Regions from separate parts of the Mus musculus genome. Here region 1 is linked to region 2. The links are chromatin loops, found by intact Hi-C in ENCODE. Cell type or tissue: heart. All regions are shown on one strand. Links, peaks and the distances in the headings refer to the core of each region. The heading gives the core; the rest is flanking DNA. Region 1 has its middle 20 kb from the start of H2-T-ps. Region 2 has its middle 15 kb from the start of H2-T3.

Evidence for each region. Peaks named below come from ENCODE experiments on the same cell type or tissue, not always from the same donor. Only the 100,000 strongest peaks of a DNase experiment are listed, where the experiment ranks them.
Region 1: it touches region 2 in a loop (3-fold over the local background); 6 of 42 quality-filtered maps call a loop at or near these places.

The regions. Positions count from the first base shown.
Region 1 is chr17:36,083,548-36,099,257 of GRCm38, reverse strand. It overlaps the pseudogene H2-Bl. Among named protein-coding and RNA genes, the nearest start is that of H2-T-ps, 20 kb to the left of the region's middle. In heart, for the core only: a CTCF peak has its summit at 8,311 (motif pointing left); no DNase peak of the experiment used is centred there; H3K27me3 peaks cover 846 bases.
Region 2 is chr17:36,196,973-36,212,682 of GRCm38, reverse strand. It overlaps the pseudogene Gm5682. Among named protein-coding and RNA genes, the nearest start is that of H2-T3, 15 kb to the right of the region's middle. In heart, for the core only: no CTCF peak of the experiment used is centred there; a DNase peak (open chromatin) is centred at 7,062; H3K4me3 peaks cover 1,178 bases; H3K27me3 peaks cover 5,300 bases.

The sequences.
Region 1 (15,710 bases), core at 3,905-11,904, 110 kb after region 2:
GAGGCAATATATTTTTAATATTTAGGGTTTTAGTTATACTATAAAATTCTGGTACAGAAAATCTAAGAACAAAAAATTGATTTGCTTTAAAATTTTGTTTTCAAAATTTTGCTTCCAGGAGATGTTAATTGGCTAAGGCCTCACCTTAAGGTCTTAAAGTGACTTAAACCTTTGTCAGATGTTATCTTGAGAGACACAAATTAACTGGCAAAGAACAAAAGGCTTTGCAGAAAATAAAGCTTTTATAATTGTTATCAATTATAATCAATGAGAATTAAATATTAGCTGCTTATTCTAGTTATTGTTATGAGCCCACAGCAATTCTTTGACAGAGAAAACAATCAATTGCTACTCTTATTTCTGATTAATAAATAACTAAAATATGTACATGTGACTATTTAATACCTTTTCAGGCTTTCTCGTTATGAAAAGGATCCACTTATTGGCACATGGCATGATCCTGAACAGAAAGTTAATATGGGGAAGAGAGGGAGTGTTTCTGCTTTTCCACAGAATGCTGGAGGAGCATGCTAGCTTCCAATGTGACAGGCTGACCTGTGAGTTCCTGAGTGCCCTGACAGTGGTGACAGGAAAGCTGTATTGAGAGCACAGAAGAAGAGGAAATCAGGGAGAGCAGTCACTTGCAAACAAGATGAAAAAATGTCCAATCTCTGCCATGGGCTACAGCGAGGAGAGCTGACCTGGTGTCAACTTGGGATAACTAAAAATGATGACTCTTGAGGCAGAGGGACTGCTACAGAGTATTGGACAAGACTTCGTCAGAGACTCTTTTTGGCCATTCAGACCAACTCCTCTATAGCTGTAAAAGCTTGTGTACCTTACCTGTATGCTATATTGTTAGATAATTTTAAGAGTTAAGATCACCAATCTTGGCAAGTCTTTTCATATTTATTGTAATTCTTGTCAAATAACTAATCGTGTAGATCCTAATTTAGATAAGGAATCTGCTGTTATGATTTTGTTACAGAGACCTGCTTATGTTTTGCCGCCTATTAGAGTTAGGAAATGATCCTTGGTCTAAAAATCTGGGAATGCAAACTTTGAAAAGGTATCTACCACAGCTTTAGATCAGCAGCTGCATACTGCTCATTTTGTTAATGATAAGCATAGGAATATTTCCATAGCCTTGCCAGAGCTGCATATTATAGATAAAAATTGGAGGCAAAAGTTAATGTCTTAGAAGTAGTAGTCTTAGCAATAGGGCAGGACATAGCAAATATTAAGGCTAGAAAGGCAGAAAATTCAGATATTAACAGAAGTCACTTGGACAGTTGGAACATTGATGAATGGCCAGAGATTTAAAAAACAACCTAAGTGCATTGAATCCTCTGGATTGGGTTCAATATATAATCCTACTTGCTATTATTATTATTGGCATTATTTTATTAGTAATCATTGTTTTCACTCATCTTTAGAGCACTCCTGAGATCTGTAGCTACAACAAGGCGGAACATTCCAGAACTTCGGGAGAAATATAAAAAAGAAAGGGGAGAATGCTACGCACACTCCAGTGAAGTTTGATTGGCAGGCCGAAAGGCCTGGGAGCTCTCAAGGGGCAAAGAGTTTCACAGAAAATCACCTCCTGGACTTTGGTGTTCTCATAACCTGTATACTCATAACCTATCCCCGAGTTAGTCTGGTGTATGAATCCACATGCTCTCTTTTAGTATTATTTTATTATAAGTGCCTTTTAAGATTGAATTCTGACATAGCTAAGCCTTCGCCAGTGTTCCAATGTCCCAGAAAATCCTTGAAGCCGACAAAATTGGAATTCAGTAGGAATTCAGTGAGAAGGTTACCTATTCAGTAACATTCAAATTTACTTCTAGTAGAGACAGTGAAACTAATTAGGCATTCCAAAGAACAAGCTAGAATAGCTCAGGGCTAGAATGCAGAGTGTTTACTTGGGGCAGTAGCCAGTCTTACCCAGACAAGGGAATTCACCATGACCTAGCAAATAGGTGGGTTTACCATAAGAAAGTTAGGAAATACCACTGAGACAGGTTTCTTCACTAGGCCCAAAGAAATCAGGCAGGACTATGGAGCATAAATAAATTTTATGCCTCGATCCGGCTATTTTTATTATATAATCAGGGGAGAATTCTTACCCAGCCTGAAGTGGACTGGTAAAAACCTTGTAGTCACTGAGGTGGGGCCACCTGCGGTGCAGCTTTCTCACTTGGCTGGCTTCTTTTGAAGTGACAACTGTCCTGAGATTCTACTCCCTGCTGAGAGGCTGAACCTGTCTTCTGGAGATGGTCCTGAGGTAACTGACTACCTGTGGAATTGGTGACTTACTGCTAACAGCTCTGGAGGACTAGTGCTAACAACTTGGCAACAAAACATCAAGAAGCCTTGCATGGCAGGGGATGGACTTCCCCACTTTATAAGCACAGACTGCTAATAAACATTGAGCTTTGAACAGGTTCCAGTGGATGTATGGCTGTGACATGGTGTTGGACAGGAACCTCCTCTGCGGGTACTGGCAGTACACCTACAACAGTCGCAATTACATCACCCTGAACGATGACCTGAAAACGTGGACTTGGTGGACATGGCAGCGTTCATCACCCCATGAAAGTGGGAGCAGGCTGATGAGGCAGGGCATTACAAAGCCTACCTGGAGAGCACCTGCGTGGAGTGGAACCACTGATCCCTGGAGCTCCGGAAGGAGACGCTGCTGCGCACAGTTGCAGGGGCCGCGGGCAGCTCCTCCCTCTGCCCTCGGGCTGGGGCTCAGTCCTGGGGAAGAAGAAACCCTCAGCTGGGGTGTTGGCCCTGTCTCTTCCAGTTTTTACATATTTATCTTTTTTTTTTAATGACAATAAAAATATCACACAATGAATTTAGCCAGAACAGAAGCAAGACATGTCAGTGAATTTCTATCCAGTCAGAATAGCCATTCTGAACCGCTGAATATTCACTTTGAATTATCAAATATAAACCCAGTACCAATAGGCAAAGAAAAAAGAAAGAGGAGGGAGGGAGGGAGAGAATCCAGGACAGAGGTAGAACTAGAAAACAATTGGCTTCTTACCCTGTTTCAACCCCAAGGTGACTATCTGCATTCTGCCTCTTCTTGTCTCTCAATATTTACCTTTCTTGTTTCCTTTTGGCCATGTTATACTGTACACATGTATACAATTGAATACATTTATACATATGCTTTTTGCTATATCCCACACTTGAGGAAAGGCTGTGTAATTTTCTTCCTGTCCCTGTGTGACCTCAATAACACTATATATGCTAAGTTCACCCATTTGCCTTGGTTGTTTGTGATTACATTGTTTAGAGCTAAATAGTATCCATAGCCTTGACATTTCATGTCCAGCACCTCTACCACATGCCTTTGATTTTCCTGTCTATTTTTGCCCAGTTTCAGCCTGTTTCTGTCACTAGAGCTCTGCAGTATAATTTGAGGCTGGGATTGAAACACCTCCAGTTCTTACTCCTGAGACTGTTTGACTCTGAGTGGTCTTTTAAATTATTTTCTAAACACATCAAATTAATGAGAATCTAATACTAGTGAATTAAGTCTGTAGGTTACTTTGGTAGAATGGCCATTTTCACCATATTACCTCTGTCAGTCCTGGAGCAAGTGTTTTAAGTCCAGCATCTGACATCATCTTAAGTGATTTCTTACTGCATTACCTTGAAGTTTGCAAGGTACACATTCACCTCTACCACCTGATTAAGTCCATTCTCAGGACAGTTTTATGGACACTGATAGAGGCACCAGAAGAAAGAAAAATGCCTGACATTTCTAACTTTTGTCTTCAGACCCCCAAAGACAAAAGTGAAGCATCATCCCAGACCTGAAGGTGATGTCACCCTGAGGTGCTGGGCCCTGGGCTTCTACCCTGCTGACATCACCCTGACCTGGCAGTTGAATGGGGAGGAGCTGACCCAGGACATAGAGCTTGTGGAGACCAGACCTGCAGGGGATGGAAACTTCCAGAAGTGGGCAGCTCTGGTAGTACCTTCTGGAGAGGAGCAGAGATACACATGCCATGTGGACCATGAGAGGCTGCCTGAGGCCCTCACCCTGAGAAGGGGTAAGGAGGGTGTGGTTGCAGAGCTGGGGTCAGGAAAGCTGGAACCTTCTATAAACCCTGGATAAGGTCAGGGTTGATGGCAGGAGACATGACCCTCCCTTTCCCTTCCTTGCCCTTTCCTTCCCAGAACCTCCTCAGTCCATCATCCTCATTAGAACCATTGTTAGTGCTGTCCTTGGGGCTGGAAAAGATGTGTCAGGGAGCAATCAGGCCTGGTGACCCTCCACCCAACACAGAGCAACCAGGGCTGGTGACCCAGCAAAGCCTGCCCAGGGCACAGCTGTGCTCACCATCAAGCCTGGCTTTCCTGGTATTCTTCCAGCCAAGTCTTCCCTGCTGCATTGCCTCCCCTGTGACACACACACCCCTGCTGTCCCTAACTCCCAGTGCCCACCTCACCATGACAACATGGAATACCTTCCTCCCCTCAGAGCTGCTCATCCTGCCCATGCCCAATCAAGGCTTTGGCCTCCTTCACAAATGCCACCAGACCCCCAAATTAGGGAGACAGCAACTCCACAATGAACTCCTAGAGAGAAGTGCAAGCACACACAGGGTCAGACTCCTGGGAGCAAAGGACCCTCATTTTGGACAGTGATGTCTAATGATCTGCCAGGCAGCAGCCTCTGTGAGCCTTCCACTCTAGGTGGTGATGTCACAAGGTGCAGGAGATGTCCCCAAGGATTTCCTCTAGAACCAAGAACCAATAAGCTGGCCAATCAGGCAGAGCTCACAAGCTGTAGGGACCCCTGTGGGAGGAGCAGCATTACCATCAGCACCCCCGAGCATCATGTCAGAGTTATTGATCAGAAACACAAGCTGCTCCTTCCTGGAGGAGAACTCTGCAGCCACTAGGAGGACAAAATACTGCACCTTCACCTGCATAATCCAAAGGAAAGCAGCAGGTTAAAAAGCTAGGACACAGGTCCCCTCCTCCTGCTGTCAAGTCTGTCCAACCTAGCCCCACCTGGAGCTGCTCCAGGAGCTGCAGAGTGCATTCCTGCATTCCTTGGGGATGGATCAGTCCTAGGAACTCCCAGAGCTTGCTGGACCCCCTGGGACCCAAGACCTGGGACCCACTTCCGCTTTTAGTTTAGGGGATTTCTAGGATGCCAAGGGCGGGCTGGGATGACTAGGAAGACCCGCAGCCTCTCACAGGATCCAGTAAATATATAGCTGTGACATGGGGTCAAAGGGAAGCCTCCTCCAAGGGTACTGACCAGTTAAAATAGGGAGCAGGATAGGAAGCAGAATTAACATCAGAATACAAACAGCACCAGGACAGCCCACAGCAGGACACTAAGCTTGTTTTCTGCACAGTCCCTCTGCTGTTAGACAGAGGAGCTGATAAGCACTCCTTCAGGAGAGGCTGCATCCCCACACTCCTGTGACACCTAGGGCCCTGCCTGGGGAAAAGCAGGCACAGAGGACCACCATGTGAGAAGTGTTGGGAAGAAGAGGACTGGCACCTGAGCTCACACTCACAGCTTACCCAGCACATTCCACAGGAGCTGTGCACACGCACAAGGCTTACAGGGCAGAGATCTTATGGATAAATGTTTGCCTGCTCCAACAGGGACCCATGCATGCAGGGATAGAGATACCTTAGGGTCTCATATTCTGCTTTCAGGGCACCCTGGGCCCACTCCTGAAACAGAGCAGGCTGGAAAATGGCTCAGGCTTTGTCAGATGGATCTAGACACAGGCTGCCATCACTGCCTTCCCAGAATGATTTCAGGTCACTGAACATGAAGAGCACTTCCCTCAGTGTACCACAAAATGGGGAGTACCAAAGGAGAGAGACATGGGGTCCCCTCCACACTCTTCTACCTCAGTCTGGACTGATGGTGGCAGATGCTGCTGCTTAATTCTTGACATTCTGAGGTCTTTGAATAAGCATGGCCCCTGTAGGCTCACATATTTGAAGACAGTTGCCAGGGAGTGGGGCACTTTGAAAGGATTAGAAGACATGTGAGGGGTGGCCTTGATACAGGAAGTGCTTCACTGGAAACAGGCTTTGAGGTTTAAAATCCCATGCCAGCCCAGTCTAGGTCTGTCTGCTGCCTATAGAACAGGATGAGCTCCCAGCTACTGCTCCAGCCCCATGCCTGCCTGCCTGCTTGCTGCCATGCTCCCCACCATGATGAGAAAGGACTAAGCCACTGACATTGTAAGCAAGCCCTGATTAAAGGCTTTCTATTTCAGAACTGCCTTGGTCATGGTGGCCCTGCACAGCAATAGAACAGTGTCTAAGACTCATCCTATCATTTCCTACTCTCTGTCATCTTTGTCTCCATCCATCCAGCAGTCACCTCACCTAGAAGCAAGATGGACCCTAGTGCTCATTAAGACAGACCTGTCCCTCTCCTGATGTCACTCTCCAGCTCAGCTCTGACTCCTCAGAGCAGACCAGGCCTGTGGTAAAGCTAGAACCACCCACATTCCAGAACCAGGGGTCTCCCAGCCTCCCTCAACACCAGCAGCTAAATCTTTACCAGCCACAAATGGGACACATTACCACTGTTGCCCTCACCCACTTTCTCTTCCATTCTTGCTCAGAAGGTGTCTTTTTATAGGACCCTCCATATACAGTAAATCTCACTTCTGAGCTGTGTTGGGGGTGTGATTTTTGAGGCATTCCTTGGCTCTCTGAATGACACAAAAATCCCAAAACCTAACATTGGCACCATGGTTTGGTAGGCTGTCTGCAAGCCTGTGCACCCCTTGGAGGACCAAAGCTCTTCAGGGACTTTATCCCTTATCTCCAGTCCACCCACAGCAGACCCACTTTCTGGCCCTCCATCATCACCAGCACCTGGTGAGTGGCCCCTCTCTCTCAGTTGGCCCCAGTGCTTCCCTGAGTCTTGGTACTCTAGGAGGTGGAGGGACCCATCCCTGCTCTGGACCTTTTCCCCTCGGTTGGGTTTTATTTTGAGCAATACTTTTTTTCTACTACCTGCTGTCTCTCTTTGTTCTCCCTGTGCCTGTACATTGTGAGTGTCCTTGCCTCCCACACATAGAGTAGAATGTGGGTGATTCTAGGATTACCAACAAGGCTGGTCTGCTCTGAAGAGTCAGAACAGAGCTGGAGAGTGATATTGCATAGCTATGGAAATTCCCTCTACAAGAATTTGGTTTTATAACCCTCTCTCTCTCCATCTCCATGGAATCCGGTTTTATTACAACATCTTAGCCTTAGTACAGATGAATGGGCAAAAATTTGGTGCAATTGATTTCCAACATTTCCCAAATAATAGCAACTGCCACTGCATATAGAAGTGATCTGAAAGCTGAAGGTTGGCAGCCCCATAGGAGGAACGACACTATGAACTAACCAGTACCCCCAGAACTCCCTGGGAATAAACCACCAATCAAAGAAAACACATGGTAGGACTTATGGCTTTAGCTGCATATGTAGCAGAGGATGGCCTAGTCAGTCATCAATTAGGAGGAGAGGCCCTGGGTCCTGTGAAGGATCTATGCCCCAGTATATGGGAATGCCATAACCAGGAATGGAGTGGGTGGTTGGGGAGCAGAGGGAGTGGGGAGGGGATAGGGGATTTTTGGAGGGGAAACTAGTTAAGGGGATAATATTTGAAATGTAAATAAAGAAAGTATCTAATAAAAAATATATATATTTATAAAAAGAACTGATCCCCAAATGTCTTATGTCCAAACTTTCTCCACCCTGTACTTTCTCTATATTCCATTCCTAAAAGTATTTTATCTCTACAATTTCTGTTTTGCTCTCAAAAACTCTCTTTAAAACTATGGTGTAAACTAAGACCCAATTTATAAGTTCATTGGGTATATTTTAAAATTGATAAAGTATATAACAAAATTTGGCCTTAAACTTAAGGGTTATAACTAAAGGGTTATAATTAATATTCATAACAGGTACTCTTAATTTGCTGCAATGCAGTGTATTTGACTCAACTCTATGTGTAGTTATATGTAACTTGGATTCAAATTTTTCTATTGCCAAAAACCTAGGAAAGATATAAATGGCCAAAATGGGGAACCCTGAGAGTTAGGGTTTGGGCAGGTGTTGCTTCTCCCCTTCCAGGTGAATAAAAGCATCCAACAAAGGAATCTGGAGACCACTGGGCAAATGAAACAGCTGAAGAAAAAGATGGTTCATCAAGAGAAAATGTCCCAAGAAGAGGAGTCACCTGGCCAAGTGGTATCGCCCACCTCCATCTTGTCTCTTCTGCCCTCTACAGACAGAAGTGGCAAATGGTCTCTATATGATCTGAATTCAATTAAACATTAAAACTGGCTTTGGGGTTGGAACATAGGTCTCCTTTTCTAAACCCACACATGCTTGTTAAAGGAAATTCCAAAATCTCCATCTTGGGTCAGAAGAACCACTTTGTATAGGACAGAGAAAAACAGAAAATAAGGGACTATTCTATTGCCACCAATCTCATAATCCTTTGGTTTTCATTTACTCTATAACACTTTTCTTAGGGTATAAATATTACCTCAAATTCTATATGAATATTTTGGATACACAAACTCTCTGTTATCATACCAGTAGTCATACAGGGTAGGAATTGATTCTATAAATGACCTTCATCTTGCTTCCTGTGTGTGTTTACAGGTTTCAGTCTGAGCAAGTAACTAGAAACAAGGTTTGTGTACCTCTAATGTACTTAAGAGACTGTGGCTCTAAAAGCGTTCTGAGATGTGCTGACTATAGCATTAAAAATGAATAGGTTTTTTAGAATTCCTAAAAGTAATCTTTTAGGTTTCTAAGAAGAAGGATGACACAGCCCACTGACTGTAAATTCACCTGGATTGTGTTAACACTAACTACTGGGATAAACTGCCCCATGCCTCTTCTGCTGCCAGGTCCTGTGCAAACAGTGGCACCTTTGGGTTGACTGTTATGTTCTACATAGACAGGATTGATGCTAAAGTGGCAAACACCACCCAATGATCAGCTTCAGACTACAAACTCCTCAGGATATTCAAATTCCAGAGTTCATAGGAAACTGACATGGACATTGTATAGAACTCTGAACTCAAAAATACTGAGTCCTGAGACTGCAAATTCAACCATGCTGGACATTGTGGGAAGCTTGGCAGAAATAGCTTCATTATTGAAAACAGTTTTACTGTGTTACACTTAAAATCTTGATTTTTTTTTATCTAGACAAGAAGATGGGGATATTGAAATAATATGTGGATAATAGGAATCAGGAGTAAATTATTCAGTATGTTTTTATATACCACTTTGCATTTTGATACAAAATTTTTGGAGATTGTTACAAAATTATATTAGCTTACATTGGCTTGGATCTTTGTATATTGAAACAAAATTGAGGTTGTATTTGATTACTTTCCTGGCCCACACCCATCTGTAACAGGATCAGGTGCCTTCTTCTGGTGTGTCTGAAGACAGCTACAGTGTACTCATTAAATAAATAAATAAATAAATAAATAAATCTTTTCAAAAACTCATTTTGCTGGGCAGTGGTGGCACAAACCTTTAATCCCAGCACTTGGGAGGCAGAGGCAGGCATATTTCTGAGTTTGAGGTCATCCTGGTCTACAGAGTGAATTCCAGGACAGCCAGGACTATACAAAGAAACCCTGTCTGGGTGTTGGGGCAGATCTTTTTGAGAACACCAGAGAAACTTGTATCACCATTGTTGTATGACAAGTTACCTTTAAAAAAAAATTAAATCCTTACAAAAAGAAGATTTCTAAATACCCATCTAACTCACAGGATGCTGAAGAAACATTGTATCTAGAGTGGGTTGTAAAAGGATCTTTTATTGTCTTGTTGTAATTGTTGTCTGGGAGACTTACTGCCTCAATGGGCTAAACTAGGCCTAGTCCTGGAAGCCACTGGCCTCTGTGTAATCCAATCTAGGCCTAGAATGGTTTCAGTCTCTGAGACTAACTCACTATTGCTGGCTCTTTCTGAACTCTACCTGGCTGGATCATGTTCATTGGTAAAACTGAGTGACTGGGATTAAGTTTTTAAAAACAACAGACCATGAAAACAGATGTTTTAAGACAGCAACCATGTGGCTCTCCTTCATCTTGGTTGATGATATAATCGATATGGATGTTGCCATATGACTGGCAGCCATCCTTACTAAGCTTAAAGAGTACATGCCATGTGAGTTCACCAACATCATCACTTCACCACATGTCACCAAATAATAACCGTAAAAATTTTTGTCCTCATGAGATTTCTATATAACATTCTATCTCTTTATAGACTAGAGAAGTACCCACAACTCTCAAGTATTTCTGATTGGCATATATTTTTGTATGAAGATAAAAATGTAAGGTTACATTTGTTACAACATACTGCATATGTGATTCAACTTTGGTTTAGAATATAGTGTATGTGATAATAAAAATGTAATTTTCTAAGGATCTACTTGAATTACCAAACACTGATATAAGATGTATGTCTATCCTGCTATGTCTTTGCTAACTGCTCAGCACCCAGGTGCTATAAAATGTAGATAAGCACAACACATGTTTGATGAATAAGGATTGCATTTTATTCTAACATTTTATGTTATGAGCATTGTATGCATTCATGTCTTTGTGATTGTGTCAGATCCCTGGAACTATAGTTACAGACCATTGTGAGCTGCAGTGTGGTTGTTGGGAATTGAACCTGGATCCTCTGGAAGAACAGGCAGTGCTCTTCACTTCTGAGCCACCTCTCCAGCCAGTTATATTTGAATAAGGAATACTGATTAATACGTTTTATATTTCTAAGATCTACTCAACTTGACAACAATAATTGTCGAGCTTTTTGTCCTTGCTCATCTTGTCAAGGTTTATCTATTTTGAGAAGCTGAGTCATACAAAAACTATTATTCTATAATGGTAAACTATAAAAGATACCAGTCTCTTATGGACTACAGTTCAAGGCATTTGTGTTTAATTTAGAGGATAAAGGATCTTCAACTCAAATCACTAAGGCTCAAACTTAACAGAGACAAAGTTATAAAATCTTGGGGCTGGAGAGTTGTCTCAGTGGTTAAGCACACTGACTGCTCTTCCAGAGGTCCTGAGTTCAATTCCCAGAAACCACATGGTGGCTCACAACCATCAGTAATAGAACTGGATGCCCTCTTCTGGTGTGTCTGGACAGCTACAGTGTACTCATATAAATAAATAAATCTTTTTTAAAAATCTCAATCTTATGTAAGTTACTGACTCACTGTACACTGTGGAGGACAATTAACACATTCAAGTTAAGATCAGGAACAAGGTTTAATTAGCCTCCGGTGTGGTTCCTAAGTTAAGCCTAAAACAAGTTACTAGAAACAGGGAAAGTTTGTTCAGTGTAGCTATCCTTAGTAGCTAACAGTCCTCAAAACTTTTCAGAGATCTGCTGAATATGGCATTTTAAATGATGGAAATAGCTTACTAAGACAGACAAAGACCCCCAGCTACTAGAAGTGACCCCCAGGTCTTCACAGATGATGATGGGGTAGAGAAGAACTCCACTTGGAGCTTGCTTTAAAGGTGACAAAGCCAGACCGCCTGGGTGAAAATCTGCCTTTCATCTAGTCTGTCACCAGGACCCTGGACAAACTGTGGACAACTGGGGAGTTGATTGTCTTGCTTTGGATCTTCTGGACTGGGCAGAAAAGACAGAGTGATGCTTCCCTGGGTCCTCTGTTCCCAATAAAATCAGTATACCACAGTGGTTGTCTAGGTAACAGATAAGTCTGTCATTTTTAATAGATTTGGAAGTTGCTTGGTCTGTACTTCCTGCTTTCTCAGGAGAAATTCATCCTTCCCAGATCTCTGATGGTGTGGACTAGGGAGAGCTTTGTCAGTTTCTCAGCAAGCAACAGCACAGGCTTCAGGTGCTTCTCAGTTCTCTTCATATGTAAAACTCATGGACACTCTCCTAGAGTTGCTACTGGGTCTCCACACTGATCACAGTGTTACCAGGTTCTAAGGAGAGAAAAATTCACAAACAGATTTCAATGTAACGTTTTACTATTTCTTTATGTAAAGGAAGTTGTTTTACCAGGATGTTTGCTCTCAGTAACCAATCTCTGACATGTGAGTTGTGGTGAATAATTGGATAGAAAAAACTGTAGAGTTTATGTAACTTCCAAAGATATGAAATGTTAAGTACGTTACAACATTCTTAAAAGTGTGCTTTCAGATCTGTGAATCATATTTATAAAGGTCAAAAGGGTGTTTTTAAAGTTTTAAGGTGTATAAATTGTAAAGATATAAGAAAGTGATTTACAATGTATGTAAAAATGAAAAATGTTTCAGATTTCTTCCCTCTCTATGCTATTGTTATATTAAGATCTAAAGAGTTCAGAGTTTTAACATTAATCACTGACGTTCTGATGAGTTATTGATCTAGTTATGATAATCAGTGATTGCTATTGTCACAGTCACAAGCTCAAGATTATGAATCTCCTATGGTTGTCTCTAAGTATAGACTTAAAAGGGCTTCTCATTGAGCTAAAAACATCTGTCCAATCTGTATATGCCCTATTCATGCTTTTACCTCAAACCCCTCTTTCAGGGTCTCCAAGCTTTTACTATGACTCAAAGGCACAAGTCTGCTGCCTTTTCTACAATGAGAAGTTCAGTACAGAATCCACAGTGGTATGTTTACATGTCTAAAATTTATCTCATTTTATAAACTTAAAAAATTCTTTTAAGGTTCAAAGAAACTACTTGAATCCACCTCTCATGATCAAAAGGACTGCAGAGAAGAACTGTCAATCAACAGCCTGTTTCATCTGCTGCCTATTCAGCTTAGTCCTAAGGGTGGGGTTATCCTCTCCTTTTCTGTGGTCTTGGGATGCCCCACCCCCACCTAATAGGCCTAAAAGTTTAAAATGTTCAGCTAAGGAAAAAAATTTATTCTAACCTCCTTAACTTTACCTTCTGATCCTTATATATACAGATATGCTTCAGTAAAATGCTAGCTCCAGGTGTTTCCTCAAACTCTGCATGCCAGACGGCTTCAAAGCACCTGCCCTATGATGCCCCAAGAATGACTGCATCTGAGGGCTGGTGAGATGGCTCAGCTGGTAAGAACACTGATTGCTCTTCCAAAGGTCCTGAGTTCAAATCCCAGCAACCACATGGTGGCTCAAAACCATCCATAAAGAGATCTGACTCCCTCTTCTGGAGTGTCTGAAGACAGCTACAGTGTACTTACATATAATAAATAAACAAACAAACAAACAAATCTTTAAAAAAAAAAAGAATGCATCTGCATTCCCCAGCTGCAGATGGCCCTGCAGAGCCTGGACAGTGAGGGAACAGCATGCTTTTTTTTGAACCTAGACAGCATCCAGCTTTCTTGGGTCCCCAACGATGTTGACACCACCACCACCCTAGACAACAGAAAGCCGTCTAAAGAGCACAGTAACCCCATTTATGCCTCACCAGTCACCTCTTTCTATTTTCTCACCTTATATAATAAATAAGAGGAAGGGATGTCTGTCAGCCAACAACCACCCACATTCCAGAACCAGCCTGCTTTCAGCCTCTCAGTGCCAGAAGCCACACCATCACCAGCCACCAAATGTGACACATTTTCACTATGGCCACAAGTTGCACACTGTTATCCAGCCCAGGTCTCCGCAGCCCCCTATTTTTTTCTCTTCCAGCCTGACTACCCACCCCCAAAATCTCTCACATGCACTCTGCTGTGGTGTGTGATCTTTGAAAATCTCATGGTTCTCTGATCCATGCAAGAACTGTAACAAGCCCACAGGGTCAGCCCTGAATGTTTCCCCAGCTGGGCAGGTGTCTGTTGGAGCAGGACCTGAGCTGCATGAAGTCTGAGCAAGAAGGGAAATTGTCAATGTCCAAAGAGTGGAAGAGCACTTCTTCTCATTTCTTTTTAATTTTATGTCTGTCTTTCTGTCTGTATATCTATAAACTACCTTCCTACCTAACTACATACCTACCTACCTCTCCTCAGTCTCTCCAAAATCAGATTACCCTGTTCTGAGGTAATAAACTGTCCCTATTTCTCTCCTCATCTCCTCCCTTGCCCTGACTTTATCAGTCTCTCCCATGGTTATATCAACAGCATCAACCAACAGGCAAGGAAGAGACAGGTCCTCAGGACTGAGGGGCAGGAATGGAGTTGGAACCCACTGGGCTCCCATTCCTTGCATTCCAACTGTTTTTCCATGGGGTTCCATCCACAGGGCAGGTCCCTGGCTCAGCTCAGGGGGAGGAACTCACACATCCTCCTCCCTCAGCTCTCACTGAGTGACCCTGCACCAGGAGGCTGTGCTGTTTGCATTTTGTCAACTCCACACCAGCTGAGACATATATAAGAAGAGGATCCTGAATTGAGAAATTGCTTCCATCCAGGATGCTTTTGAGAAAGTCTATAAGACATTTTTTAATTATTGTTAATGATCATTATGGAAAGGCTCAGCCCACTGGAGGTTGTCTTGGCTGGTGATCACGGATTGTATAAGAAAGCAGGCTGAGCAAGCCATGAGCTGCAATGCTATTATCACTGGTCCTCATGGTCTCTGCTTCAGTTCCTTGAGAATCCTCTCTCAAGGTCCTGCCCTGAATCTCTTCAATGGTAGACTGTGATGTGGAAGTGTAAACTGAAAGAAACTCTTTCTTTTTCAAGTTGCTTTTGGTCATGGGGTTTTATCACAGCAATGGAAACCCTCACTAAGACACAGGTGCACAAGGGCTTCACTCTGCTCCCTGCAGACACCACCCTCTCCTGCAGTTCAGCTCCTGCCCCTCCCTTGCCCTGGAGCAGCACCACTTTATAGCTCCTGGGGATCTGATGCCCTCTCTGACCTCCTGAGGTAGCAGGAATTATCTGGCAGGTCTCATCTCCATTGGGTGGCAGGATCCTGGGGAAGGAACCAACCAGCTCCTCATTGGCGGGTGCAAGTTATAAAGTCCATGCAGCCCTAGGGCCTCAGATGCCCTGTATTCCAAATGGGGCAATGGCGCAGCGAACGCTGTTCCTGCTGCTGGCGGCCGCCCTGACTATGATCGAGACTCGCGCGGGTGAGTGGTCGGGAGGGAAACGACCTCTGCGGGGAAGGGCGGGGACGGCACCGTGGAAACCGCGTCCCTGAGTCGCCCACCTCCGCCCCTTCTACACCCGCATCCCGAGCCCCTCACCCTGCTCCCCTTCCTGGCCTGCGCACCCGCCCGAGGTCCCGGGAGGAGGTCGGGGTCTCATCGCGCGCCGCCCCCAGGCCCACACTCGATGCGATATTTCGAGACCGCAGTGTTCCGGCCCGGCCTCGGGGAGCCCCGGTTCATCTCTGTCGGCTACGTGGACAACACGCAGTTCGTGAGCTTCGACAGCGATGCGGAGAATCCGAGATCTGAGCCGCGGGCGCCGTGGATGGAACAGGAGGGACCGGAGTATTGGGAGCGGGAAACACAGATCGCCAAGGACAATGAGCAGAGTTTCGGATGGAGCCTGAGGAACCTGATCCACTACTACAACCAGAGCAAGGGCGGTGAGTGACCCCGGGTCGAAGGTCACGACCTCGCCACGTCCCGAGACAGGGGCCGGAGATGTCTCAGGTCCCAAGTCCTAGGTTCTGAAGCAGAACCTACCCAGGACTGGTTACCCTTTCACTTTTGAGAAGTCCGCGGGTGGGCGGG
Region 2 (15,710 bases), core at 3,659-11,658:
TGAGTGTGTGGGTGGTTGGGATATTGTCTTCACGGAAATTGTCTGTGAATCTTCTCCTACAGCATGAAGCCTGGCATGAACTGAGTGACAGAAAATGTGTTGGGGTCTCTCCTGTGACATCCAGAGCACTCAGTTCTCTTTCAGCAACAGTGTCTGAATTTCCCTGTGATCCTATGAGCACAATGTGAAGAACTGTGAAGCCCAATCTACGCCTGCACTCTAGGACCCTCTCCCTGCACTGCCTGTGTTCCCTTCCACGGAGGAGACATCTGCATCCTGTCAGCTCCATGCTGCCCTGAGCTGCAGCTCCTCACTTCCACACTGAGAATAAGAATATGCATGTGAACTTGATTGTTCACACCCTTGATCTGACAGGATGATTGACAGGTGTATTAAAGGACTGAGAATACTTAGAGTTTTGGGGAAGAAATAAATGGCAGCATGGAGAACCTTCTGGAATCTGTGTTCTTTATGCTGAGTGTGTCTGGTGGGAAAGAGGAGTCTGTGGGAGCTGAGTGTGAATAGGGCACAACCCAGGTAGGGCTCAGTTGGTTGTAGGCTTTGATGTGGTCATTCCTCAACTCGGGTCACCTTTTGGCTGTGTTCTCTTCATCAATCAATAGAATGACATGCTGACAGGGTCTGTGACCAGGCATGGCCTTGTTGGTCTCCAGGATTATGAACAGCCAGGGCTGCTGTAACAGTGCAACCTGTGCTCTGACCTGGCTGTGGTTCTCCTTCCTAGTTTCTGTGCAGGACCAGAGCTGTCCTAGTTCAAATGATGCGGGTCTTCTCCTTCCCTGGGCTCCTAGAGTAACAGTCTGGGACTCAGGGTCCAGAGATACTACCTGGGGCTGCCTGACTGGTAGAGAAGGAGGTTCCTCCTGCTGCTCACAGAGAAACCAGGGATTTAAAAAATAAAATATCAAATAAAACAGAGGAGATATCAAATAACACAATCTCTTCCCCTTCCTGATTTTAACAGAAACACTAGGTATCTCTTCATTTCACTTACTGTTCCAGCCCTTTCCTTCTTGCTAGCATGAGGTAGGGGGAGATCACCCCCGTGTTTCCTGACTATATCAGAGACTGGATCTCCCGAGGGAGCACCCTTATCTCAGGAGAGTTTGAAGTCTCTTCAGGATGAAAAGAGAGAAGGTTCCTGAAATAACCAAAGTTCCCCCACTGTGTCTGCTTCCTTTAGAGCTATGGCTTCTCTCAGGCTTTGTTCTCTGCCCACACCCAACCTCTGTGACATTTGACTTCAGTGATGCTGAATCTCTGAGCACTACCCAGACAGAAGCAGACGTCCCTTTTTTCCTTTGGGACACATAGCTGCTCCTGGGCACAAGTTCTGGAATTTTCAGAGCATTGTATGTAACCTACTGGGAAATTTGACCTTTGTTCCAGTCATTTCCTTCCCAGGTAGCCTCACTGACACTTCTGGAGTCTTCAGGAAGATTACAAGAGGTCCAAGCTATCCAAGTCTTCTCCTCAGATCCTCCAAAGACACACTCATCATCTCAGGCCTGAAGGTGATGTCACCCTGAGGAGCTGGGCCCTGGGCTTCTACCCTGCTGACATCACTGTGACCTGGCAGTTGAATGGAAAGGAACTGACCCATGACATGGAGCTTGTGGAGACCAGGCCTGCAGGGGATGGGACCTTCCAGAAGTGGGCAGCTGTGGTGGTGCCTTCTGGGGAAGAGCAGAATATATACTTGGCATGTGTACCATGAAGGGCTGTCTGAGATGGGGTAAGGAGGGTGTGGGTGCAGAGCTGGGGTCAGGGAAAGCTGGAGCCTTCTGAAGACCCTCAGCTGGTCAGAGTTGAGAGTTGCGATCATGTTCACTTTCCCCATGTCCTTACCCTTCTCTTCTCAGAGCCTCCTCAGTCCAGTATGCCCACCAGGACCATTGTTGGTGTTGTCCTTGGAGCTATGGTCATAGGTTTAAAGAGCAGAAATGTTATGATGTGGATGAGAAAGAACAAAAGTATGGAAGAGTCTGTGGCTAGGTGCCTTATGATTATAAACCAATACACATAGACTATATGCACAAGATTTCCCATCTCTGGGTCTATTTGCAGACACTCACCTTACAATAAAAGACAGATTCATAATGGTAATGGGAGGATCTGCAAAGGATTCTCAATGACCTCTCAGAGGTCAGAGGGCAAGGCTCATGCTAAACACTACAGATCTCCAGGCTGGCCTTGGTTCATCCCTTGCATATAATGTCCATGGCCCAGAACTTCCTTGGTCTCTCATATCTTTTTTTTTAAGAGGTGGAAACAGAGGCTATGACCCTGCTGCATGTCAGAATGTGAGGGAACAGTTATCCTTGAGGCACTCGGGGTGGAATCTTGGCTGAAGGTTCTTCCTCCAGCCCCACCATTGGTCTCCTGACAGTGTCTTGTTACTTCTACTGCAGGTAAGGACAGTTCCTGACTTATCTCTGGAGACTTGAAAAGGTGAGACCTGTGAGCCTGGGATTGGGGCTGAGGCAAACTGGAAAGGACTGAGTCACTGGGCCTCTCAGATTTAGACCTTTGAATGAATGAGAGGAGGGCCTTTGAGATGTTTTCATATTGATTGCCCTGACATTGTTCTTCATCTTGGGACAGCTGCCTTCTGGGACTGAATGACAAGTTCTGACTTCTGAACAGTGAAATCACTTTGGGCAGCGGTGTCCAGGGGCTTATTCTTTTCCTGTGCACACAGTCGAGAGATCTGGAGAGCAGAGCCCACTCACACACACCAGAACTCTGTCCCTACACTGGCAGTCATCCCTTCCACAGCTAATCTTCCTAGTGCAACAGACACTGGGGACATCTACATCCTATCAGTTCCATGCTGCCCTGAGCTGCAGCTCCTCACTTCCACACGTAACATAAGAATTTGAATGTTAACTTGATTGCTCAAATCTTTAACCTGAAGGGTTGAATAGTGAGTATATTAAGGGACTGAGACTACTTGGAGTGCTGTGGAGGAAATAAATGGCAGCATGGAGGACCTTCCAGAATCTGTGTTTCTTGTGCTGAGTGTGTCAGGTGGGGCAGGAGTCCTCTGGCATCTGTTTGTGAATGGGGCTGTGCTAGGTGGAGCTCAGTCCATGTGCACGTCCTTGCTGGTCTGGTCATTCCTCAGCTATACATCCTTGGAACTTGTCACTTAATAGAGTCACTGGATGACAGACTCTGATCATAGGAACACAGGCATGGCCTTAGCCTTCTCTTATGACCAGGATTATGAGCCCCTAGGACTGTACCAGGCCTGTTGTGCAGCTGAGAAACTGACATTACCAGTGAAGAAATTTCTGGAGAGTGGTGCTGAACACCTTTAATCCCAACATTCAGGAGACAGACAGGAGAACCACTGATTTCCAGGCCATCCTCAACACTCAGGGTGACACAGAAAAAACCCTGTCTCCAAATTGGGTACCTGGGATCAGGGTATCCCTGTGTCCAGCCTGACCATGCAGATTGTAGGCAGAATGTAGATATTTGAGGTTTGGATTAGAAGAACAGTTGCATGCATGAAGCAAGGCTTAAAGAGCCAAGCTAGTGGAGGCCTGGGAGGCAGAGCTGAGGGCAGGTTGACCTTTGTGGGCCCCGGTAATGAAGCTTAAAAGGGGAAGAATATCAATAAAGTGGTTTGGAAACTCATTCTTGTATTGTTTTGGAGAAGACAGTGGCTGTTTTCTGTCCTTGAGCAAAAAGTCTGTCTGAAATTAAATCAGAGAGTTTTAGATTAAGGGCTTGGCAGAGGAGATTCAGGAGAGTCTAGTCTTGCCTGTGTTGCTCATTTATTAGTGGCCACTCCCATGCACCTGTCTAATGGAAATGAGCAGGGTACATAAGGAAAATGCACAAAGTACAGTTTGAAGAGAAAAGAACCACTAAGTAGTGCTCAGAGGAATAACGTTTAAAGAAAATCTACTGCTAAGTGGAAGAAAGGGACAAGCCACACACAGCTATGCTTTCAACCTGTAATTGAAAATTAAAGAAAAGCTTAAACAGTGAAGAAAACCACCAAAACCACAAAACTGGTCAGGAGATAAATGAATGTGGGGGCCAGGTTCTAGCTCAAGCAAGCAGCAGAACTTGGCAGCTTTATTCTGGCTTATGGAATCTCCCTATGTTTGTGTGTCCAGAGTGTCCCTCCACAGAGGCCCAAAGAGGCCATTGAGCAAAGCTGGGAGAGTGAATCCTGGATTTCACTGGAGATCCCAAGATTGGGAGATGCCAGTCTTCCTGTATTCCCACGGAGAGCTGCTATTATGTGTGAACCAGCCTGAAAGAGCTGAAAGAGCCAACACAGCTGACAGGAGCTGGAAATCTGGAGAGAGTTTTGGCAGCAGACATGGAGATGAGTTTGCAGTTTGCCCAGCTGGTTTTTAGTCTGTGATCCAGGGTTTCCTCTCTTTGCTCTTTCCCTTCCTTTTGAAACACAAATGTACATCCTTTACCACTGTATATTTCAACTATGCGACCTGGTTTTATTTTCTTTAGAGGGGTTGCAGTAAAGAGATTGTGTCGAGCCTCAGAAGAGAGTATAAACCTTGAAGTTTTAAAGTGTTGAGACTGACAGGCTATGCAGACTTTTGAAGGTGGACTGAGTTCCTTTTACATTCTGTTATGGCTACACTCCTATGGGGCCAGGTAGTGGAATATGGTAGTTTGAATGAAAATGGCCCCCATTGGCCTAAAGACTTGACTGCTTGGTCATTAGGGACTGTCACTATCCAATGGATTAGGAGATATGTCACTCAGGGTGGTCTTGGAAGATTCCAAAGCCCAAGACAGAAACTGCCTGAGGAACCAGATGTGGAACTCCCAGCTACTGCTCCAACCCCATGTCTCCCTAGATGCCAGCCTGCTTCGCTCCATGAGGGCAATGGACTAAACCCCTGAAACTGTAATTAGGTCCCAGTTAAATGATTTCTGTTGTTGTTGATGATGTTGTTGTTGCCATGATCCTGGTGTCTCTCCACAGCAAGAGAACACTAAGACACAAGTTGACTTTAAAAAGATATTGTAAAGACCTCTCAGTGAAAACTGAGAAACTTGTATCTTCTTTTGTTGTATTAAATTTTAAGCTGTTTTTTTTTTTAACTAACACCTTGCAAAAAGAAGATCACTAAATGTCCATCTGACTCACAGGCTGCTGGAGTAGCATTGTAGTTAGAGTGGGTATTCACAGATTTGCAGCTCTGCCCTTGATTCCATCCTCTCAGGTGGTCAGGACCTGCTATCTCCCTTTTCCTGACAGAGAGAGACTGATAGTGTGGTCATGTTCTTGTATTGGATCATGAACATACTGCACACAATCTGTAATATTCTATCATTCTCTCTCTCTCTCTCTCTCTCTCTCTCTCTCTCTCTCTCTCTCTCTCTCTCATGGCTGGCTCTAGGTAAGTAAGCTGCTCTTTCAAGAGCAGTCTCAAGAGAAATCTAGATAAATAAGTGACAGAGGACTCTTGGGGACAGCCAGCAGGAACCTGAGTCCTTTCCAGCTGCCATATGAGGAAACCTTATCTCATGTGACCCCAGCCCTAGAGAAGCCTTGAGAAAACACAGCAAGAAAACAGGACCTGGGAGAGCTCCTGAGCCAGGGTCACCAGGGACTCTTGATGTCACACACTGTGGGAAGTATCAATAGTGTGCTGTCTCCACATGCTGAGCTTGGCTGCTTTGCTACAGTGCAGCAGATGACTGAGAAGTGCAGTTCTCCAACAATCTTCCTGGGGAATTCAGAGAACTCTGAGCTAAATCTACAGTGCCTGAAGAGGAGGAATTATCCTAATCTGCATTTCTTTTTTTTTTTTTTTTTTTAAAGATTTATTTATTTATTTATTTATTATATGTAAGTACACTGTAGCTGTCTTCAGACACCCCAGAAGAGGGTATCAGATTTCGTTACGGATGGTTGTGAGCCACCATGTGGTTGCTAGGATTTGAACTCGGGACCTTCGGAAGAGCAGTCGGCGCTCTTAACCACTGAGCCATCTCGCCAGCCCCCTAATCTGCATTTCTATCTGCACTAAGCTATTATAAGGCAAACTTCTTAGCATTTTATTTCAATTATAAGTGTTCGAAGCAAAGTCTTAGTCCAGCCTAGGTCAGGGGTGGGCAATCCCAGGGCCCTGGATTCCCCATCTCCCCAATTTCACTTCTGCTCTTAACCTGGGTCAGATCCTTCTCCAAGACACTAATGAATGACCTGCTCTCAGATCTCACCCCCATTAGATAGCAAGATCTTGGGAAACCAGCCACCTTGGCCAAGGGCTCTGGTTGTGAAGTCCTGGCAGATCTCAGAACTCAGACCCGCCCTGATTGCCAGATGGGGGCAAGTGCAGCGAAAGCTGCTTCTGCTACAGGCGACCTCCCTGGCCCGGACCCAGACCCGAAAGGGTGGGTGCGGGGTCAGGAGGGAAAAGGCCTCTGGGGGCATGGGCGGGCCGGGGACTGCACCGGGGAAGCCGGGTCCCGGCGTCGCCCACCGGACCCTCCGCCCCTTCTCGACCCGCGTCCTGAGCCCCGCGCTCTGCTCCCTTCCCGGCCCGCTCACCAGCCCGGGGTCTGGGGAGGAGGTCGGGGTTTTACCGCGCGCCGCCTCCAGGCTCACACTGGATGCGATATTTCTCCACTGCCATGTCCCGGCCGGGGCACTGGAAGCCCCTGTACATGGAGGCCGGCTACGTGGACGACACGCAATTCGTGCGCTTCGACAGCGACGCGGAGAATCCGAGATATGAGCCGCGTGCGCCATGGATGAAGCTCCAGGGACCTGAGTACTGGGAGCTACAGACAAAAGTCGCAGAGGGCCATGAGAAGAGTTTCCAAGTGCATCTAAGGACCCTGCTGGGCTACTACAACCAGAGCAAGGGTGGTGAGTGACCCCATGTTGGAAGTCACAACCCCTCCTCTCACTCAGGGGCCAGGAAGTCCTGGGGCCCAAGTCCTAGGAGCTCCCAGAACTTGCGGGACCTGCTGGGACCCAAGAACCACTTTCACTTTTAGTTTAGGAGATTGCTAGGGCGCAAAGGGCGGGCGGGGCTGACCGCGAGGTCCCACAGGCTCTCACATGTTCCAGAGGATGTATGGCTGTGACGTAGGGTCCGACGGGAGCCTCCTCCACGGGTACTGGTAGTACAGCCTACGAAGGTCGCGATTACATCGCCCTGAACGATGACCTGAAAACATGATTGGCAGCAGACAGGGCAGCTCTCATCACCCCAAACAAGTGAGAGCAGGCTGATGAGGCAGAGCATTACAAGGCCTACCAGGAGAGCACTTGCATGGAGTAGCTCCAGATACCTGGAGCGCAGAAAGAAGACGCTGCTGTGCACTGGTGCAGGGGCTGCGGGGTGGGGGTAGGGGGGCAGCTCCTCCCTCTGCCCTTGGGCTGGGGCTCATTGCAAAGCAAAAAGAAACCATCACCTGGGGTGATGCCCTTATCTCTTCTTGTTTTTACATATTTATCTTTTTTTCTTTAAGTGACAAAAAAAATCACACATTGAAATTAACCAGAACAGAAGTGATACATCTCAGTGAATTTCTATGCAGTTAGAATAGCCATTCTGAACCGCTGAATATTCACTTTGAATTATTAAATATAAACCCAGTACCAATAGGCAAAGAAAAAAGAAAGAGGAGGGAGGGAGGGAGAGAATCCAGGACAGAGGTAGAACTAGAAAACAATTGGCTTCTTACCCTGTCTCATACCTCAAGGTGATTATCTGCATTCTGCCTCTTCTTGTCTCTCAATATTTACCTTTCTTGTTTCCTTTTGGCCATGTTATACTACACATGTATACAATTGGATACATTTATACATATGTTTTCTGCTATATCCCACACTTGAGGAAAGCTATGTAATTTTCTTCCTGTCCTTGTGTAACCTCAATAACACTATATATGCTAAGTTCACCCATTTGCCTTGGTTGTTTGTGATTACATTGTTTAGAGCTGAATAGTATTCCATAGCCTTGACATTTCATGTCCAGCACCTCTACCACATGCCTTTGATTTTGCTGTCTATTTTTGGCCAGTTTCAGCCTGTTCCTGTCATTAGAGCTCTGCAGTATAACTTGAGGCTGGGTGAAACACCTCCAGTTCTTACTCCTGAAACTGGCTCTGAGTGGTCTTTTAAATTATTTACTAAACATATCAAATTAATGAGAGTCTAATAGTAGTGCATTAAGTCTGTAGGTTACTTTGGTAGAATGGCCATTTTCACAATATTACCTCTGCCAGTCCTGGAGCAAGGGCTGTAGGTCCAGCATCTGACATCCTCCTAGGTGATTTCCTACTACAGCACCTTGAAGGTTGCAAGGTAGACTTCTATCATTTCCTTGATCTGATAGATCCCTGAACTCTTAATTCTTTGAGAGTTATTTTGAATGGCATGTTTCTCCTAATGTCCTCCTCTGAGAGTGCACTGTTGTACAAGTGAAGGCTACTTTTTTTTTTCATTGATTTTTGTGTCCTCTAAACAATAAGTGTTTCTTAGGTCCAGGCGTTTTCGTGCGGCTCAACTGAGTTTTTATTTAAAGATTCCTCTTGTTTGGAAGAATTCATAATGTGGCTTCATCCTTTCCTATATTGATCCCTTTTGTGGCTCTCTTTTGTCTAATTTTGAAGCAAATATGAAATTATCATTGTCTCAAGGGAGATACCAGAGAATGGCATCCTCGTCTGATTCTGACTTCAGACAGAAGAACTCTGGCTATCTTTCTTTTGACACAGCTTTCAATTCTCTCCCTCTCTGGCACATGAAAGGAGGAGAGTTCTCCTGGGACTCCTCACCCTTTATCAGGAAGGGGTCTCGCTTCTCCCAAATCTCAACCTTCTCTCAGGACAGCTCAGAGTGAGTCTCAGGAGGGGAGGAGTCTTTGTGAGCCTTGGCCTTGCTCAGGGCACATTCTCACCCTCCATACCAGATCTTTGGAGTCTGACTCCAGTGATGGTCAGCTTCTGACACACCTGGTCAGGAAAGAAGTAAATTTTCCTAGTGAGCACCTGTAGTTTCTAACCATGGCCTCCTTAACCCAGATCTAAAATTTCCAAATGATAAGATTGTCCAGAGTACTGTGTCTAAGCTATAGAAGAGGGATTTTTACCTGTACCACACCTGATTCAATCCTGACTCAATCCATCCCCAGGGCAGTGTCATGGGCATAGCTGGAGGCCCCAGAAGAAAGAAAAAAGCCTGCACTCTCCAACTTTTCTCTTCATATCCCCCAAAGGCAAAAGTGACCCATCATGCCAGACCTGAAGGTGGTGTCACCCTGAGGTGCTGGGCCCTGGGCTTCTACCCTGCTGACATCACCCTGACTTGGAAGAGACAGGAAGAAGACCTGACCCAGACATGGAACCTATAGAGACCAGGCCTTCAGGGGACGGGACCTTCCAGAAGTGGGCAGCTCTGGTGGTGCCTTCTGGAGAGGAGCAGAGATACACATGTCCTGTGGACCATGAGAGGCAGCTTGAGCCACTCACCCTGAGATGGGGTAAGGAGGGTGTAGGTACACAGCTGGGGTCAGGAAAGCTGGAACTTTCTATAAACCCTGGATAAGGTTGTGGTTGATGGCAGGAGACATGACCCTCACTTTCCATTCCTTGCCCTTTCCTTCCCAGAACCTCCTCAGCCCATCATCTTCATTAGAACCATTGTTGGTGCTGTCCTTGGAGCTGGGGTCATCTTAGGTTTTATCATTGGTGGTGTTAAGATGTGGATGAAGAAGAAGAGAAAGGGTATGGAAGGGCTGCTACTTGCTTCTTTCACAAGGGTGCACTGTAATTATGAAACAGTGCACATATACCATATGTACAACCTTGCCATCTCTGGATGTGTGTGCTGACACCCATCATACAGTAAAGCACATGAAAAATGAAGGAGAGAGTAATAACCCTCTGGTGTTAATAACTACCCTCTGGTAGTAATAACCTTCATGGTGGAGGTGATCCACACATGAATCTCTGCGGTCAGAGGTCAGAGGTCAGAGGCTTCCTTCACAGCACTGCAGATTTCAGGCTGCCATTGGTTCACTCCCTGCATAACTCCCTCCTCATGCCTCCTGGACCTTCCTCCATCTGCTGTTATTGTTCTGGAAATTTCCTGGGACCAGGACTTCCCTGGTTTCTCATAGTGTTTTTTCTCACAGGTGAAAACAGTGGCTATGCTCCTGGTACAAGCTGAGCTGAAGATCAGCTGTCAGCCTCCTGACTATGCCCCCTTATTTCTTGTACTGCAGACAGGCACAGTTCCCAGACCTCTGACTTGTCTCTGGAGCCTTGAAAAGGTGACACTTGGGGTCCTGAGACTGGGGCTGAGCAAACTGGACAGGACTGGGTCCCTGGGCCACTCAGATTTAGACCTGTGAGTGAGAGGTGGGCCTTGGCCATGTTTAAATATTGACTGTGCTGACTCTTGTTCTTCATCTTGGGACAGCTGCCTCCTGGGACCAAGTGACAAGATCTGACTTCTAAACAGTGAAATCACTTTGCGGAGCAGTGTCTGGGGGTTTGTGCTTTTCCAGTGCACACAATGGGAAGACCTGGAGACACCAGCCCAACCCAGTACACAAGGACTCTGTCCCTGCACTGCCTGCCATCCCTTCCTCAGCCAACCTTCCTGGTCTAACAGGTACTTGGGGACATCTGCATCCTGTCAGCTCCATGAGCTGCAGCTCCTCACTTCCACACTGAACATAAGAATCTGAATGTGAACTCCAGGTAAATTAAGGGACTGGGACTACTCAGAGTGCTGTGGAGGAAATAAATGGCAGCACGGAGAACCTCCCAGAATCTGTGTTTTCAGTGGTGAGGGTCACGTGGGACAGGATTCCTCTGTGGGGTCTTGTGTGACAGTGAGTCTCAGGGAGCCCTTGTGGGAAGCTGTGAAAATATCACCTGGGGTTTTCTGGAGAACCCAAGATATGGGAGATGCCAGTCTTCATGTACTGCCAAGGAAAACTACCAGCCGGTGTCAGCCTGCCTGAGGGGGGAGAAGTGCATGGCATACAGCATGGCTGACAGGACTTGGAGATGTGGAGAGAGCTTTGGCATCAGACGTGGAGATGTGGGTTACAGACTGCCTGGTTTTTAGTCTCCCATCCAGTATTTCCTCTCTTTGCCCTTGTTCCTTGTGGAAAAAAAACAAATGTACATCCTAGGCAACTGTGTGGTAGAAGTGTGTGACCTACATCTTGATTTTCTTTCTAGAAAGGTTGCAATTAGAAGATTGTCTTGACTCTCAGAAGAGACTATGACTTTGGACTTTTAAAGTGTTGAGACTGGCAGATTATGGGGACATTCTAAGTTAGACTGAGTACATTTTGCATTATGATATGGCTACAAGTCTAAGGGTCCAGGTAGTGGAATATGGTAGTTTGAACAAAAATGGCCCCCATTGGCCCATAGAATCCAGTGCTTGGTCATTAGGGAGTGGCACTATTTAAATGGATTAGGAGGTGTGCTCCAAAATCCAACCAGTCCAGAAGCTGTCTTCCTGCTGCCTGAGGAACGAGATGTAGAATTCCCAGCTACCTCTTTGGCAAGTTGGCTGACTGCATGCCAAAATCCTTCCCATGTAATTAGAATGACCCAAACCTCTACAACTATAAAGTAGCCCCATGGAATGCTTTCTTCTATAGGAATTGCCATCATCATCCTTTCTCTTCCCAGCAACAGAACAATGACTAAGACATACGATGAACTTTTTAAAAGAACAAAAAAAAAAAAAAAAAAAAAAACTTAGTGGGTTGAGAGATGGCTCAGTGGTTAAGAGGTTAATAGCACTGGCTACTCTTCCAGAGGTCCTGAGTTCAATTCTCAGCAACCCCTTCCTGGCCCACACCCATCTGTAATAGGATCAGGTGCCTTCTGCTGGTGAGTCTGAAGACAGCTACAGTGTACTCATTAAATAAATAAATAAATAAAAGCCTTTAATCCCAGCACTTCAGAGGCAGAGGCAGGCAGACTTCTGAATTTGAGGCCAGCCTGGTCTACAGAGTGAGTTCCAGGACAGCCAGGGCTATACAGAGAAACCCTGTCTGGTGGGTGGGGGGAACCTCATTTTGAAGATCCTTTTGAGAAAACCTGAGGAACCTGTATCATCTTTTGTTGTATTAGAAGTTACCTTTTTTAAAAAAAAATCCTTACAAAAAGAAGATCTCTAAATATCCATCTAACTCACAGGATGCTGAAGAAACATTGTATCTAGAGTGGGTTGTAAAAGTATCTTTTATTGTCTTGTTGTAATTGTTGTCTGGGAGACTTACTTCCTCAATCTGCTAAAATAGGGCTAGTCGTGTAAACCTCTGGCCTCCATGTAACCCAATCTAGGCTTAGAATGTTTTCAGCCTCTGAGACTAACTCACTATTGCTGGCTCTTTCTGAACTCTACCTGGCTGGATCAACTCAGCTGTTCAAGCTCAAAACTCCTCTCCCAGATGAAGTACTCAATCTGGATTTTCTCTCAGCTTCTGAATTGCGCTGCTTGGCTAACACGAACCCTGGCCATCTTTTCTAATCTTCTGACTCCTTCTGATTCTCTTGCTCTTGCTGGCTTTCCCTGTGTCTAGCTTGTTCTCTCTCCAATCTGACTCTGTAGAATTCTCCTGGTAACACTGCCTCCTTCTCCCTCTCTGTGCTGCTCCAGTCTCCCTCTCAACTCTACTGCCCTGCTCTCCAGGAACACCACTGTATCCTGTACTGCCCTCTCCTCCTCCTGTACTGTCTGACTCCCCCTTAAGTAGCTTCCCTTTATTCTCTCTTCCCCTGAGAGTTGGGCAGATCCTATTCAGTCAGATCTCTCTCCAGTTTGTCACCTTTTCTGCCACTCTATTACACATCACTTGCAAACAGGAGTGCTTCGTTCTACAACCTCACTCCACCTCCATTCTGTAGGATGAAAGATGTGTTCCATAATGCCTTGGATCTAGGCTTTTCTTTACCTGAAACTTGCTCTATACCAGCTGGCCTTAAACTCAGAGATCTGCTTGCCTCTGTCTCTTGGAATTGAAAGCATGTTTTTATTCCTGAAGGATCTAACAGACTTAGAAGGTCTTTGGATATGATCTCCTGCCAGAGCAGCCATGTTCTGAATTGAATTTTCTCTACAATGGGCTTTCACAGGTTTCAGACTCTGCTACCTCCAACCTCTTGGGTGTTCAGGGCCTGCTCACTCCCTTCCCCTGATGGAGGAAACTGGAGTGATGGACTGTGATCTGGGACTGGATAATTAGCATTTTACACATAGTTATTCTATATCTCTCCCTTCTTCCTATTCTACTTTGTCTTCTCTCTCTCTCTCTCTCTCTCTCTCCCTCTCCCTCTCCCTCTCCCTCTCCCTCTCCCTCTCCCTCTCCCTCTCCCTCTCCCTCTCCCTCTCCCTCTCCCTCTCCCTTTCCCTTTCCTTCTCTCCCTCTCTCCCTCTAAAGGTTGGCTTTAAGGAAGTAAGCTGCTATGTCTAGCTAGAGCAGTCTCAAGAGAGACATCTAGGTAAATAGGGACAGAGGACTGCTGGGGACAGAGAGCAATAACCTGAGGCCTTTCCAGCTGCCACATGAGGAAACCTTATCTCATGTGACCCCAGCTCTAGTGAAGCCTTGAAAAAACACAGCAAGAAGAAAACAGGACCTGAGAGAGCTCCTGAGCCAGGGTCACCAGGGACTCTTGATGTCACACACTGGGAAGTATCAGTGCTGTGCTGTCTCCAGATGCTGAGCTTGGCTGCTTTGCTTCAGTGCAGCAGATAACTGAGAAGAGCAGTTCTCCAACAATCTTCCTGGGGAGTTCCAAGTACTCGGAAAGCCACAGCTTTCATAGAAGAGAATTGTCCTATCTCCAATCTTCCCTAAGATACTCTAAGGCAACATTCTTATATTCTTATCATGGTATTTCAATTTTAAGTGTTAGGGCAAATTTTAGTCCCCAGGTGAGGTCAGGGGTGGGGAAGCCCAGGGTTGGGGATTCCCCATCTCCCCAGTTTCACTTCTGATCCTACCCTGTGTCAGGTCCTTCTGCCCAGATGCTGATATAGTGCTGGCAGGTCTTGCCCCAAAATGGTAGTGTGATCATGGGGAACCAACCAACCTTGCTGTGGTCACAGGTTATACACTCCATGCAGCCCGCCAGACTCAGATGCGCCCCGGCTCCCACAAGGGGGCGATGGCGCCCTGCATGCTGCTCCTGCTCCTGGCTGCCATCCTGGCTCAGACCCAGACCATGTGGGTGAGTGCTGGGTTGACAGGGAAATGGCCTCTGTGGGGAGGGTCCAAGGCAGCACCAGGGAAGCAGAGTCCCTGCTTCACCCTCCAGACCTTCTGCCCCCTCTCCACCTGTGTCCTGAGCCCCTCACCCTCCTCCCCTCTCAGCATGCTCACCCACCAAGGGTCCTAGGAGGAGTTCTGAGTGTCACCTTGCATCCCCCAGGCTCACACTCCCTGAGGTATTTCCACACTGAGATGGCCAGGCCAGGCCTCAGGGATCCCTGGTATATAGAGTAGTCAGCTATAAGAAAATCTGCTACATGGACGGCTAGGACATGGATACTCTGAGATATGAGCTGCGTGCATGGTGAAGGGAACAGGTGGGCCCGGATTGTTGAGAGATAGATATGCAAAGAGGGCTGAGGACAGCCAGGGAACCTTCAGGCTCTGTTTGGCTACTACATACAAAGTGAAGAGGCTAAGTTTCTGCGAGTCAGAAGCCAAGTCCCCAAGGGTTCTAAGGTTCTGCAGAAACGGAAACCATGAGGGGTCTCCCATTTATTTTAAGGAAGGACACGGGAGGGTGGGGCTGCTGATTGAGGTTGAACTTTGAGGACCTAGCCAAGCTCTCACAACATCCAAGCTAAGTCTGGCTGTGATGTGGATTGGAACAGGCACCTCCTTTGCAGGTATGAGCAGTTTGCCTAGGATTGCCACAATTACATCACACTGAACAACGATCTGAAAACAAGGACAGCGATGGACACAACACTCATCCTGGATGGCAGTACTCATCATCCAGAGAAAGTTGGTGGAGGCTGGTGAGGCAGAAAGATACAGGACCTACCTGAAGAGCCAGTGCATGGAATCACTCCTCAGACACTTGGAGCATAGGAAGGAGGAACTGAGGGGCACAGGTCTCAAGGGCAGCTTCTCACTCTGCCCTCAGCCTCTGGCTCAGTCCCAAGGAAAAAGAAGCCCTCAGTGTCTGAAAGTGAACAGCTCCAGGCCAAGCTGGGGCCCAGTTGTTTGTGGGCTTTTTCATGTGCAGGACTAAGCCTGGTCCTATTCAGAGACTGCTGGTATATTTCTTCTTTGGGGTCCCAGTGTGTGAAAGCCTGGAGCTCGGGATCCAGGGACACTGTCTAAGGTGGGTGGGAAAGGAGGCTCTGCCTGCTGCTGTGGGAGGAAAGTTGTAAGAAAAGCCACTGCACACCCCAGGATTAATCCCAGGATTGGGAGACAGAGGAAAATGATTCTCTAATGTCTAGCCCAGTATGGGCATAGTGAATTCAAGGGCAACCAGAGCTACATCGAAAGATTCTGTTTCAAGGAAACAAACAAAAAGCAAAAAACAACAAACAAAACAAAAACAAAAACTCCCAAACAACAACAACAATAGAAAACAAAACGCAAAAAAAACAAAACAAAAAAAAAAAAAAAAAAAAACCACGGAACTGCAATAATTTGCAGAGGTCTCCACAGCTCCAC